Regions from separate parts of the Homo sapiens genome. Here regions 1 and 2 are each linked to region 3. The links are chromatin contacts, found by Hi-C in ENCODE. All regions are on one chromosome and are shown on one strand. The core of a region is the stretch at or near the end of the contact, and the rest is flanking DNA. Distances in the headings are between cores, read along the strand shown. Region 1 holds the start of ATP2B1-AS1 (ATP2B1 antisense RNA 1). Region 2 holds the start of BBS10 (Bardet-Biedl syndrome 10). Region 3 holds the start of METTL25 (methyltransferase like 25).

What was found. Hi-C counts contacts between places; a loop is a spot of excess contacts on that map. Pooled maps may share reads with other maps.
Region 1: a map of CD8-positive, alpha-beta T cell shows a loop between it and region 3 (16-fold over the local background). The contact joins the promoter of ATP2B1-AS1 here to the promoter of METTL25 in region 3. A Hi-C loop is called at or near these places in 3 of 168 maps with a recorded cell type or tissue (CD4-positive, alpha-beta T cell, CD8-positive, alpha-beta T cell and naive thymus-derived CD4-positive, alpha-beta T cell) and 7 of 50 pooled maps.
Region 2: a map of naive thymus-derived CD4-positive, alpha-beta T cell shows a loop between it and region 3 (10-fold over the local background). The contact joins the promoter of BBS10 here to the promoter of METTL25 in region 3. A Hi-C loop is called at or near these places in 1 of 168 maps with a recorded cell type or tissue (naive thymus-derived CD4-positive, alpha-beta T cell), 1 of 37 single-sample maps with no recorded cell type and 6 of 50 pooled maps.

The regions. Positions count from the first base shown.
Region 1 is chr12:89,707,515-89,710,857 of GRCh38, forward strand. It overlaps ATP2B1-AS1 (ATP2B1 antisense RNA 1), which reads left to right and starts at 1,441. Exons shown (of 1, transcript NR_028138.1): 1 at 1,441-3,343. It overlaps ATP2B1 (ATPase plasma membrane Ca2+ transporting 1), which reads right to left and starts at 1,324. Exons shown (of 21, transcript NM_001366521.1): 1 at 1,082-1,324. RefSeq lists enhancers at 203-292, 303-402 and silencers at 593-822, 973-1,992, 2,013-2,562.
Region 2 is chr12:76,346,659-76,350,088 of GRCh38, forward strand. BBS10 (Bardet-Biedl syndrome 10) reads right to left here and starts at 1,757. Exons shown (of 2, transcript NM_024685.4): 1 at 1,504-1,757; 2 at 1-1,129. The coding sequence starts at 1,700. RefSeq lists enhancers at 1,063-2,012, 2,013-2,962, 2,109-2,158.
Region 3 is chr12:82,357,036-82,360,403 of GRCh38, forward strand. It overlaps METTL25 (methyltransferase like 25), which reads left to right and starts at 1,494. Exons shown (of 12, transcript NM_032230.3): 1 at 1,494-1,789. The coding sequence starts at 1,531. It overlaps CCDC59 (coiled-coil domain containing 59), which reads right to left and starts at 1,352. Exons shown (of 4, transcript NM_014167.5): 1 at 1,188-1,352; 2 at 1-234. The coding sequence starts at 1,341. RefSeq lists enhancers at 1,161-1,721, 1,232-1,791, 1,722-2,282.

The DNA.
Region 1 (3,343 bases), core at 191-2,690, 7.4 Mb after region 3:
TTAGATTATTAATAAACCAAGAAAAGTAGCGGGCACAGAAGCGAAAGGTGGCTGTCTGCAGCGCTCTAACCCAAAGAAAAGGTAAATATCAGCCTGTCGAGGAGGGTCGAGCCCTCCAAGTACCTGCAGACCCCTTTAACCCACCCGGACGCCCTGCCCTCCCCTCCGAGCCAAGCAGCGCACAGGGTGCGAGCACTCCCAGCGCTGCGAGTCCCGCAGAAAACTGGTGAATGAAATGCGCACAGAGACCAACCTGGCTGGTGACCGCGGCGCAGAACCAGGGGTCGCTAACCAGCTTAGCCACAGGATTCTCCCGCAGGATGGGATAAAGAGAGCACAGCCCCCACCCCACACCCCTGCCACTGGAACGCGGTCCTCCTACAGACTCCTTCCTCAAAAAGGGAGGTGGGGGCGCAGGCTTTTTTCTCTTAAACTAAGTGAATAAACACGAATCGGAAACAACTGTGAACATCCTGGGGGGCCAGACGGAAGGCGTGAGGAGAAAGACCAGGCGGCTCTCCAACTCCCGAGGAATCACCGTCCTGACACGCCAACAATCAACCACCAGGGCCAGGGGCCGACCAGGGGCCCCCGCTCCCCTCCCGCAGTGCGTCTGGGGGGCCGAGGCCAAGGATTAGAGGGGTGACCCTCCCGGGGCGCGGGGAGAGGGAGTGCCGGGCACGGTGCCCTCAAGGTCACCACGCGCCGTGGCGGGGGCGACCGGTGGCGGGATGGGCTGTGGCGCGGCCGAGGCGGCTTCGTGAAGCCGAAGACCTGCGGGTGTAGACCAGAAGCCCCAACAAGCCCCATCCCTCGGGCCCGGAGCAGCGACTCCCAGACTGACCCGGCGCTGAGGTGCACGGCGAGAAGCCCGCTCACCTTCACAATCTCCCGGCAAGAGGCAACCTGCGAGGGGCCCCGACCGCCCCCGTCAGCTTCTCCCGAATCCGGCGCAACCCGCTGCGCACCCAGCTATCAGGATCCCCGCCGCGACGCCCGACCTCCGTGCTCCGCCTGGCCTCCCCCGCAGGTGACCTGCCCCGCCGCCCCCGGCCGCGGGCGGGCGGCGGCCGCCACTCACCTCGCCCGGCAGTGGGAACCATTTTCCGAGGGGGAAGGAAAGGCAGGCTGCGGGAGGGTCGCGGGGCGTTAAGGGGCAGCGGGAAACGCAGAGGATGGGGGCTCCGTCCTCAGCGCGTCCGCAGCCGGCTCGCAGGGCTCGGGGCGCCACGCGGAGGTGCAGCTGCACCTCGGGGATGGGGCGGCCAAGGAGCCGAGAGGCTCGGCGTCCACCAGCCGGGGCTCCCTACTCACGCTGCACTGCGAGGAGGCGGCGGCGGCAGCGAAGGAGGAGGAGGCGGCGCCCGGCCGTCCCCGCCCAGAGCCCGGCAGCCACCGAGTGGCCGCCCGCGTCCCCGCAGGACCCGCCTCCTCGGCTCCGCAGAGCGGCACACAGGGCGCGCCGCGCTCGCTCGGCACGGGCAGCTCAGCCGGCCTCACGCCGCCGTCCGCAACAGCAGCCGCGGGCGGGGTGCAGCCACCTCCGTGAGCGCCGCAGCCCGCCCCACTCGGGGCGGGGCCCGCGGGCACCGGAGAGCGGACGGCCGAGCACGAGGGGGCTGCGCGCAGCTCCGGGCAGGGACCCCGTCTGCACCGGGTGGCCTGCAAGATTGCCGGGGTAGGCAGGGGGAGGAGAACGCTCACCCGTTCCGGTCTGGCGCTCCCTTTTCTCCACACCCACACGCCTCCCGCTCCACGCTGGCGGCGCAGCTGCTCCCGCTGCCACAGCCGCCACCGCCGCCGAAGCTCGCGCCGCCGCCGCTGCCGCCTTGGCTGAGCGCGGTCACGTGACGCGATCCGCGGGGAGCCTGGGGGCGGGCGAGTGCGCGCGCGCGCGCGCGGAGGAACCGCGGCTCGGACCGGGACTGGGAGCTGAGCGGCACTGGGAGGGCGTTTAAGGGGAGGACCCGGCGAGCGCGCCCTCGGCTGGCGAGCGCGCGCCTGGCGATTAGAACTTGCCGCGCGGTCGGGAAAGGGTGGCCGGAGTGAGGGGCGGAGGTGGGGACTTGCGCCTCCGCACGCCCCTCCCTTTCTTCCTTCCCCTGAGCGCCTTGGCTTGCCGCTGCCCCCGCCCCCTCCAGCGCGCCCCTTCCCTCCTGCCGCAGCCTGCGATTGGCTGAGAGGCTCTGACGTCCGTGTTTCCATGACGTGTTGGTGCAGGAGGGAGCGGCGGGGGAGGAGGGGGTGGCCAGGCGCGCGGGGAGGTGACTCCGTCAGTCACAGCTGCTGTTTCGGCGCGGGGCCGGGCCGCTGCCGCGACGTGTGGAGGCAGGAGAGCGATGATTGCCGCAGGAGAAGTGCGGGCGCCCTTCACCTGGGGCCCCTCCCGAACCGCCCCCGGGCCCATGCCCCTCCAGGGCCCAGGAGCGAGCCAGCGGGAGGGCGAGGGCGAGCGCTCCTGGCGAGGACAGATTAAGGCGAACCCCCAGTCAGCGGACATTTGAGCGGCTCCTCGCCGCGTCTCTGCCCCCACTCCAAACCGGACTCGACGCCTGTCCCGGGCCGTGACGCACGCACCGGAGGAAAAAGTGCTTCTCGGCTCGCTCCCTCTTTGGGGAAGAGAGCTCACTCCCCATGCGGGCGCGGGACACTCCATCTCTGTTCCTGCCGGTCGGGTCCGCAAACACCGGGGATCCCAGCTGCGGCGCCCAAAGGGTTAACGCAGGCGTTCGGCCAGTGCAAACCGGCCTCGCAGGATCCGCGCTTAAAATCCGGGTGTTTTCATTTTGGGTTTGTTTCTTCTACTATGCCAAGCTGGTGGCTCTCTTTTAATTCTCTTGTAACATCTCAACCCTGCACCCATCTTTCCTGAGGGGAAAAGGAAACGGGATAACTTGCGGTATTTCGATGCTCAAAGGTAACCGGCGGCTCTGCTCCAACCTTCAAGAGATTTTGCAAGTTGAAAAAAAAAAAAAAACCATCCTTCGTAACATCTACTTAAAAAAAAAAAAGCAAGTTTTCCTTCTTGTACACGCATATACACAGTAAAGATGTGTATCTTACCTAAGATACCGCGCTTCATCTTCATCTAATCTTTATTTGAACTCACCGTCGCCACTGGCCCAGAGACCTTGTCAGTGTTATTTTCAGTATCAGTTAATCAGAACAAAAAGATAAGTTCTGCAATCTTCTTTCTCTTAATTCCAGAACTGGAAAATTAATATTTATATAGCCTCCTCAAAAGCATACAGGCAATAGGAAGTATGGTATTATGTTCACGATCTGATGATAGCATTTGTTTTAAAATATTTTAAAAGATTAGACACAAAATGTGTAAAAGACG
Region 2 (3,430 bases), core at 507-3,006, 6.0 Mb before region 3:
AGTGCCATTTTGGTCATTGGTTTGTGTCATGTAATTTAGATCAAGGTCTTTAAATAATTGCCGAAGCATTTTAAGTGCTCCATGTAAAGCATCCTCATGTTGTTCAATGAGACCATGCACTGGTCCACAAAGAACTATAGAGTGTGGTATAAATGCACATGTGCTTATCAAGCCTAGATGAACATATCTTTTGGATCTAAGGATAAGAGGTTTACAAAATTTCACCAAAGCAGTGTTAGGTATTTCACACTGCGAAAAGGCCTGTGGTGGTACAAATGGAGAAAGACCAATGATCCTCCGGATAAGAGAAACTTCTTCTGATGATAAACACTCAACCACTGATATGCCATTCACCCCTGCATAATAACTAACTAAATCTGGTTGTTTCACACTAGATATGAGCAATTTTACATTCTGACTATGTAGATGTTTCATTATTGCTTTTGTCTTTTCCATAATCCAAAATTGAGATGTCTGAAACTGTGCTTCTGAATTTAGAATAAACTCTGATCCAGAAGTGGAAAAAAGAGGCTGAATGGTTTCTGTTACTATCACCATTCGCATGTCACCATCTGCTGGGCGGTACACAGAAAAATCTTTCTGAAGCACAAGACCAGCTATGATCCTGGAATCTGAAACAGGAAGGCCAGTGACACCAACATTCAACTCTACAAAATGGTCATCCACTAACTCAAATACACCAATCCCACTTTTACAAGTCATACACTTGAAAAAGTAGTCACACATCAACTGTGAAATAAATTTATGATTATTTCTTCCCACTCTTCCACAAAAGTATGCTTCTAAGAGCAACTCTAAAGAGCTCCTACACAATGTTCTCTCTTTAGCAGACGAAAAGATAGACAAAAAGTGTCTACTTAGGTACTGGTCCATAATACCGTCTAATATTTGTGTCTGAAACGTTAGGAGAGCCTGGGAAATAAATTTCCACCGAGAACAATTTTTCCAATGCCTTCCATGGGTTTGAATGTTTTCACACATCAAAGGATCCTTTTCTCTGTCTGTGATTGCATGAAGTCCTCTAAGCAAATGGCAAAGAAAGATAATAAATGTTTTTGCACCATCTCCTGTTTTTTTGAGATGACTGGAAACACAGTCCACTATCATCCTGTACAAAAAAGAAATAAAGCAACTCATTTTCAGAAGGCTGGCTTCCCACATCTTAAAACCATGTTTACACAGCCATAAGCATAAAATGAGAATATTGTTCCTTGGATACATCCTTAGTTTTTTCCTTTCTTGGAAAAAACTCTGCTCTATTCCAAGATTCCACCGTTGGGTGGAGTGGGGAGAAGTGGTCTTGAGAATTGGTAAGATTTGGGGTGCAGGAGTGTTCCCTTGGGCAGGGCTCTAATTCCGAGCATACAGCGGTTTCACCCGAGGTCAGTCTTTCTAAGTACGCATCGCCTCAGGATGGGACAAGAGCTCCACAGAGGCTGCCTGGGGTGCCCGGCTACGGGTTAGCGTGTGGGACGCGGGTACCTGGCTATGGGATGCTCTAAGTGTAGCGCCTCCAGGAGGCGGCCTCCATTCCGGCTGAGAAGCACCTCGCCAGTGGGCTTCGTACACAAAACTTGCCGTCCCTCGGGCCCCACGCAGCAGCTCACGATGGCTTCCAGCACCTCGGCCACCTGCAACGCCGCCTTCACAGACCCTGCAGCGGCCATAGAACTTAACATATCTGGGCCGCTTCCCCTTTTTGACCAGCTTGCAGAACACCCGGGCCGACCGAAAACAGGGGTGGGAACGGCCGGAAACGGAATAGGCGGGGAGAAAACCCGGAAGCCAGGAGTCGAAGCCGGGGTAGCACGGCTTCTTGGTTGGGCGAGAGGGCTGCCCTTCTGTCCGCCTGGTGGAAAAGCCCTGCAGCTTTGCCAGGTGGGGTGAGCTGGCCCGTTGTACGCGAAGGCAGAAAAAACAGACTAGGATTTCCAGCAGCTGTGCCTGGAGCGGCAACCCTAAGCCCCTCCCCGGCTCCCTAGGTGAATTCATCTCCCTCCAGTGGCGTCCGCTGCCCCCAAATCCCTTAGTCTCCCGAGAAACTTTCTTCCTAAGTCAACACGGTAGTGGGGCCTGCGTGAAGGAGAGGGCACCCCGGTTGGAACTCTGCTGGCTTTCATCCCCTGCCAGAAGCTGCTTTTTCCGGGGCAAAACCTCTGCCTTGGATTCACGCATGTTCCTGTCCACATTCCCCACGAGTTGCTCTCCTTACCATAACGGAAATAATTTGTAGATGCAGGACAGGTGAGGAGAGCCTGGCCACAGCCATGAATTGCAGGCTTTATGTCTGCTGCAGAGGCTTTACCACATTTCCTAGACTCAGGTATCACAATAAAACTCTAGACACCACAAATATATTAAGCAGAAATGATGCGAAGTCTCTATTTTTTGAGATGGACTCCCGCTCTGTCGCCCAGGCTGGAGTGCAGTGGCGCAATCTCGGCTGACTGCAACCTCCGCCTCCCGGGCTCAAGCGATTCCCGTGCCTCAGCCTCTCAAGTAGCTGGGATTACAGGCATACGCCACTGTGCCCCGCCAATATTTGTATTTTTAGTAGAGATGGGGATGTCACCATGTTGACCAGGCTGGTCTCGAACTCATGACCTGAATGATCCACCTGCCACGGCCTTTCAGAGTGTTGGGATTACAGGCATGAGCCGCTGTGCAGATTTAAATCCATTAATCACGTCGGTGATCAACAGTATGCTTTAAAACACATGGCCAAGGATTATTGTATATAACCCAAAGACAGAAAATACTGTCTCTTATAACATTTTTTTTGTTTTTTAAGAGATGAAGTTTCACTCTGCCGCCCAGGCTGGAGTGCAGTGGCGAGATCATAGCTTACTGCAGCTCCGCATTCCTGAGCTCGTGATCCTCCTGTCTTAGCCTTCAAGTCGCTTTGTGCCTCACTACGCCTGGTTATTTTCTCTTTTAGTAGAGACAGGGTCTCCCTGTGTTGCCCAGGCTGATCTTGAATTCCTGGCCTCAAGTGATCCTCCCAACTTGGCCTTCCAAAGTTTTAGGATTACAGGCATGAGCCACCTTGCCTGGCCTAAAACACAGGCACTTGAGAGCATGGGCTTTGGATTCAGACCTGGATTTGCTCTGTCATTTCCTTACCTGTGGCATTCACCAAGTAACCTCTTTGATCTCTGCTTTTCTCATCTTTAAAAACAATGGGCCTGCCGCAGTGGCTCATGGCTGTAATTCCAGGACTTTGGGAGGCCGAGGTGGGAGATCACAGGAGGCCGAGAGTTCAAGACCAGCATGGCCAACATAGCAAAATCCCGTCTCTACTAAAAATACAAAAATTAGCTGGGCATGGTGGTGCATGCTTGTAATCCCAGCTACTCTGGAGGCTGAGGTATGAGAATAATTTGAACTCGGGAAGGGAGGTTGCAGTGAG
Region 3 (3,368 bases), core at 244-2,743:
TGCTACACTGTTCTTCAAGCAACGGCTGGTGAACTTGTTCTGACAAAGGATGGTCGACTTTTCTTGCTTGCTTCCTATGTCTTTCCTCTTCAGCTAAATAGAGATGTTTCAGATTATCTGGGTATCGATCTGTGAATTGAGATTCCAGTGACGTTTGAGCCTTCTTTTCCTTCCGTAGCAATTTCTTGTAACTTTGCTGTATTTTCAGTTTTCTTCGAAAAGCAAAGCCTTGTCCTACATTGAGGAATATCATCCAAAATTACTTTCAGAGAAAAGAAGTTGAACGAAGAATGGAGCTGTTAATTACAAATGAAAACTTTTTTTACGTCATCACATTCAGATTCTAGTATTATATTTTGCTTTAAAAAATTATTTCAAGCAACAAATTTAAGCTGATGGATTGCATAGTAAGTTGGCCCTTTGCAAAAAGACCAGGCTAACAGTCATGCGGAAATCCAAGTAAGAATCTCAAAGAAAAACTGACCAGTTCAGACTGTTGCACAACTTGAGTTTACAGCTGTATTCACAAATCAAAACAAATTCCTTAGTTCATCTAAAACACTTAATCTGAGCCTTCAATAAATGCTTAAAAAATAGGAAAGAAAATGCCACATCTAGTATCTTGGACAAACTACATGTTTTCGAAAATGTTTCAACACGAAAGAAAAAGACAGTGTATGGTTGTCTGAAAAGCTAGCAATTATCGGAAGACTGAATTTAACATTTATATATTCCAAGTGGGATCTAAGAGACCTTACAGACAGCAATACAAAATGACAAACACAAATTAAAGCGAAGGCTGGAGGGCCTCGGGTATTTGTAATAAGGAAGAATTCGGAGCAGTGTTTCTGGCCCTGTCCTCCTCTCTATCCTTTACCTTACCACATGCGCAAGAGTTCACAGGGTCATAGACTCTCTCTGCTCAGTTTCTCAGGAAAAATATAGGAAAAAAGTTCTGATGAAATACAGGGTTACGTCAGAAAAGACGTTTAAATAATAGCAACACTGCTCCGTCTTCCTATCTAGAGCTCTGCGAAGCTCACAGCTTTAGCGGGCTCAGGAATGAATTCCCTTGCCCCAAGTAGGACCGGGTCTGGTTCCTAAATCCTTCTTCCAAGCTTCAGCGAATCTTATATCCTAAAACTTAGCAAGCCTGAGGATTTGCAAATGGTTGCCTTCTTACATACCCTCGCGAACGCTCCCCACGAAGGCTTGCGGGTGGTTAGGCCGCCATGTCTTCTGTCTCACATTCTTATTCCTGTACCCGACAGTGGAAACCCCTTCACCACGCGCCTCAATACCACCAGGCCGCCACTTCGCGGACCGCCTCACCGGCGCCATTGCAGCCGACTAACTGCGTCATCAGAAGACCACGACGGACGCCCACAAAATACGTCACCAAGCCGAAGCAATCAATCGCTCAGAAGGAATCCGGCTCGGAGCTCTACTGAGCCTGCCTGTGCTAATTTGGGCCGAGCTGGCGCCTCACGGCCATGTTTGCGCCACCTACAGCCTCGGAGGGTGAGCGTCATGGCGGCTTCTTGCCCTCTCCCGGTGACCCCGGACCTGCCCACGCTGCGTGCCAAGTTGCAGGGACTGCTGCAGTTCCTGAGGGATGCCCTGTCCATTTCCAATGCACATACCGTGGATTTCTACACAGAATCCGTGTGGGAGGAGCTGGTCGACTTGCCACCGGAGACAGTGCTGGCTGCGCTGAGGAAGTCAGCGTCGGAGACGGAGGCCCTGCCCTCAGAGACGCGCCCCCTAGTGGAAGCAGAGTGGGAAGCAGGTGGGTGGTGGGGTAGGCGGGGCGGGAAGGGAGGCGGAGGAGAAGGTCCCGGCAGACGAAGCGAGCCCCCTGGTGGAAGCCAGCAGAACCAGGTGCGTGGCGGCGGAGGCGGGGCGGCCCGCTGGGAAACCGAGGAGGGGTCGGATTAGTTGAGGGGTGGGGTGGGGATGTTCTTTGGAATCAGGATCACTCTTTCTTTGGGTGCTTGTGTATGTCCACAATTTAAAGAAAGCAGGAAACAGGGCAGGGGAGTTCCTTCATCTAGTAATTCCATAATAATTGACGCTAGGGAAACTAGGGGAGCAGTGCTCTCACAGGTTTTATAAATGCCAGCATGTGGTGGAAGATTACTCAACAGTTAATAAAGATAATTTCAAGTGGTGGTAATGAAGTAGAAAATAAAAACAGTGTAATGTGGTAGGGATTGTGTAAGGAGGCTGCCTCAATTTAGGAGGTCAGGAACATGAGAAGGCACTAGCTGCAGAGCCACAGGGAGGGGTTGCAGGCGGTGGGAACCGCAGGCTAGGCTTGGCTCTAGCCAGGTGAGGGGCTGCAGGTGCAGGACGGGAGGCAAGCAGAGGCCAGATGGCACAGGCCTTTCTAGGCCTTGGAAGGATTTTGGATTTTAAGTGTGACGGAAACCCTTGGGATTATTTAGGCAACATAGTGACCTAATTCACATTTGAAAAGATAACTGTGAATTATTTGAAGAATAGACTAGGGCAAAAGCTGAAGCTGAGAGGCCAGTTAGGAGACTACCTCAGTAGTACAACAGATGATTGTATCTTGGACTAGGATGGTATTCGGATAGTCACTATTTCATTTAAAAACTATTTTAAAGTACCTAATATGTGTCTTGAATTTTTGTAGGCTCAAGCTTTTCCTACCCTCAAGAAATGTAGATTCTTCTCAGGCAAGCATATTTTGGAAGTAGAATGATGGACACCAACAGGCTTCTGGGATTTTTACTTTCCTTCTAGACTTCCCAAAGTTACCCTTACTAGTGAACTTTATTCATTGAGCATTCTCTGAATGCAAAGCATCACTAGAGGGACCTCTTATAATAGCACTTGGTAAATACTGTTGTTGTTTTTTTAAGTAATTGTTATTGAAAAGTTAGGCACTTCTTCAGTTTGCTCTCATAATAAATATATGGCACTTATGATATGACAATTTTACTTAAACTCCAAAAGAGCAGAGTCTTTGTCTGACTTGTCAACTGATGTATTCCCAGCACTTGGTAAAATACTTGGCATACATTAGATACTGGATGAATATTTGTTGAATGGAGGAATTAATGAGTTACTCATGTTAGTTTTAAATAAATAAAATGAAACTACTCTCAAGTTTAGAGTGTAAGACTTTAATACGTGTTTAGCCTGGTCTCCAGACAATGGTAGAGTCAGATTGTCTTACATATTCTAATAATAATTGGATTATTTGATATTTACTATATACCCTGTAGTGTGCTAAGTGTCTTCATGTGTATTTTCTCTTTTAATCTTTACATCAGCCTTGCAAGATAGGTTCTGTTATTGTCGATTTGTGGAATTATAACTTGAGGAGTTAATTTGCAAGG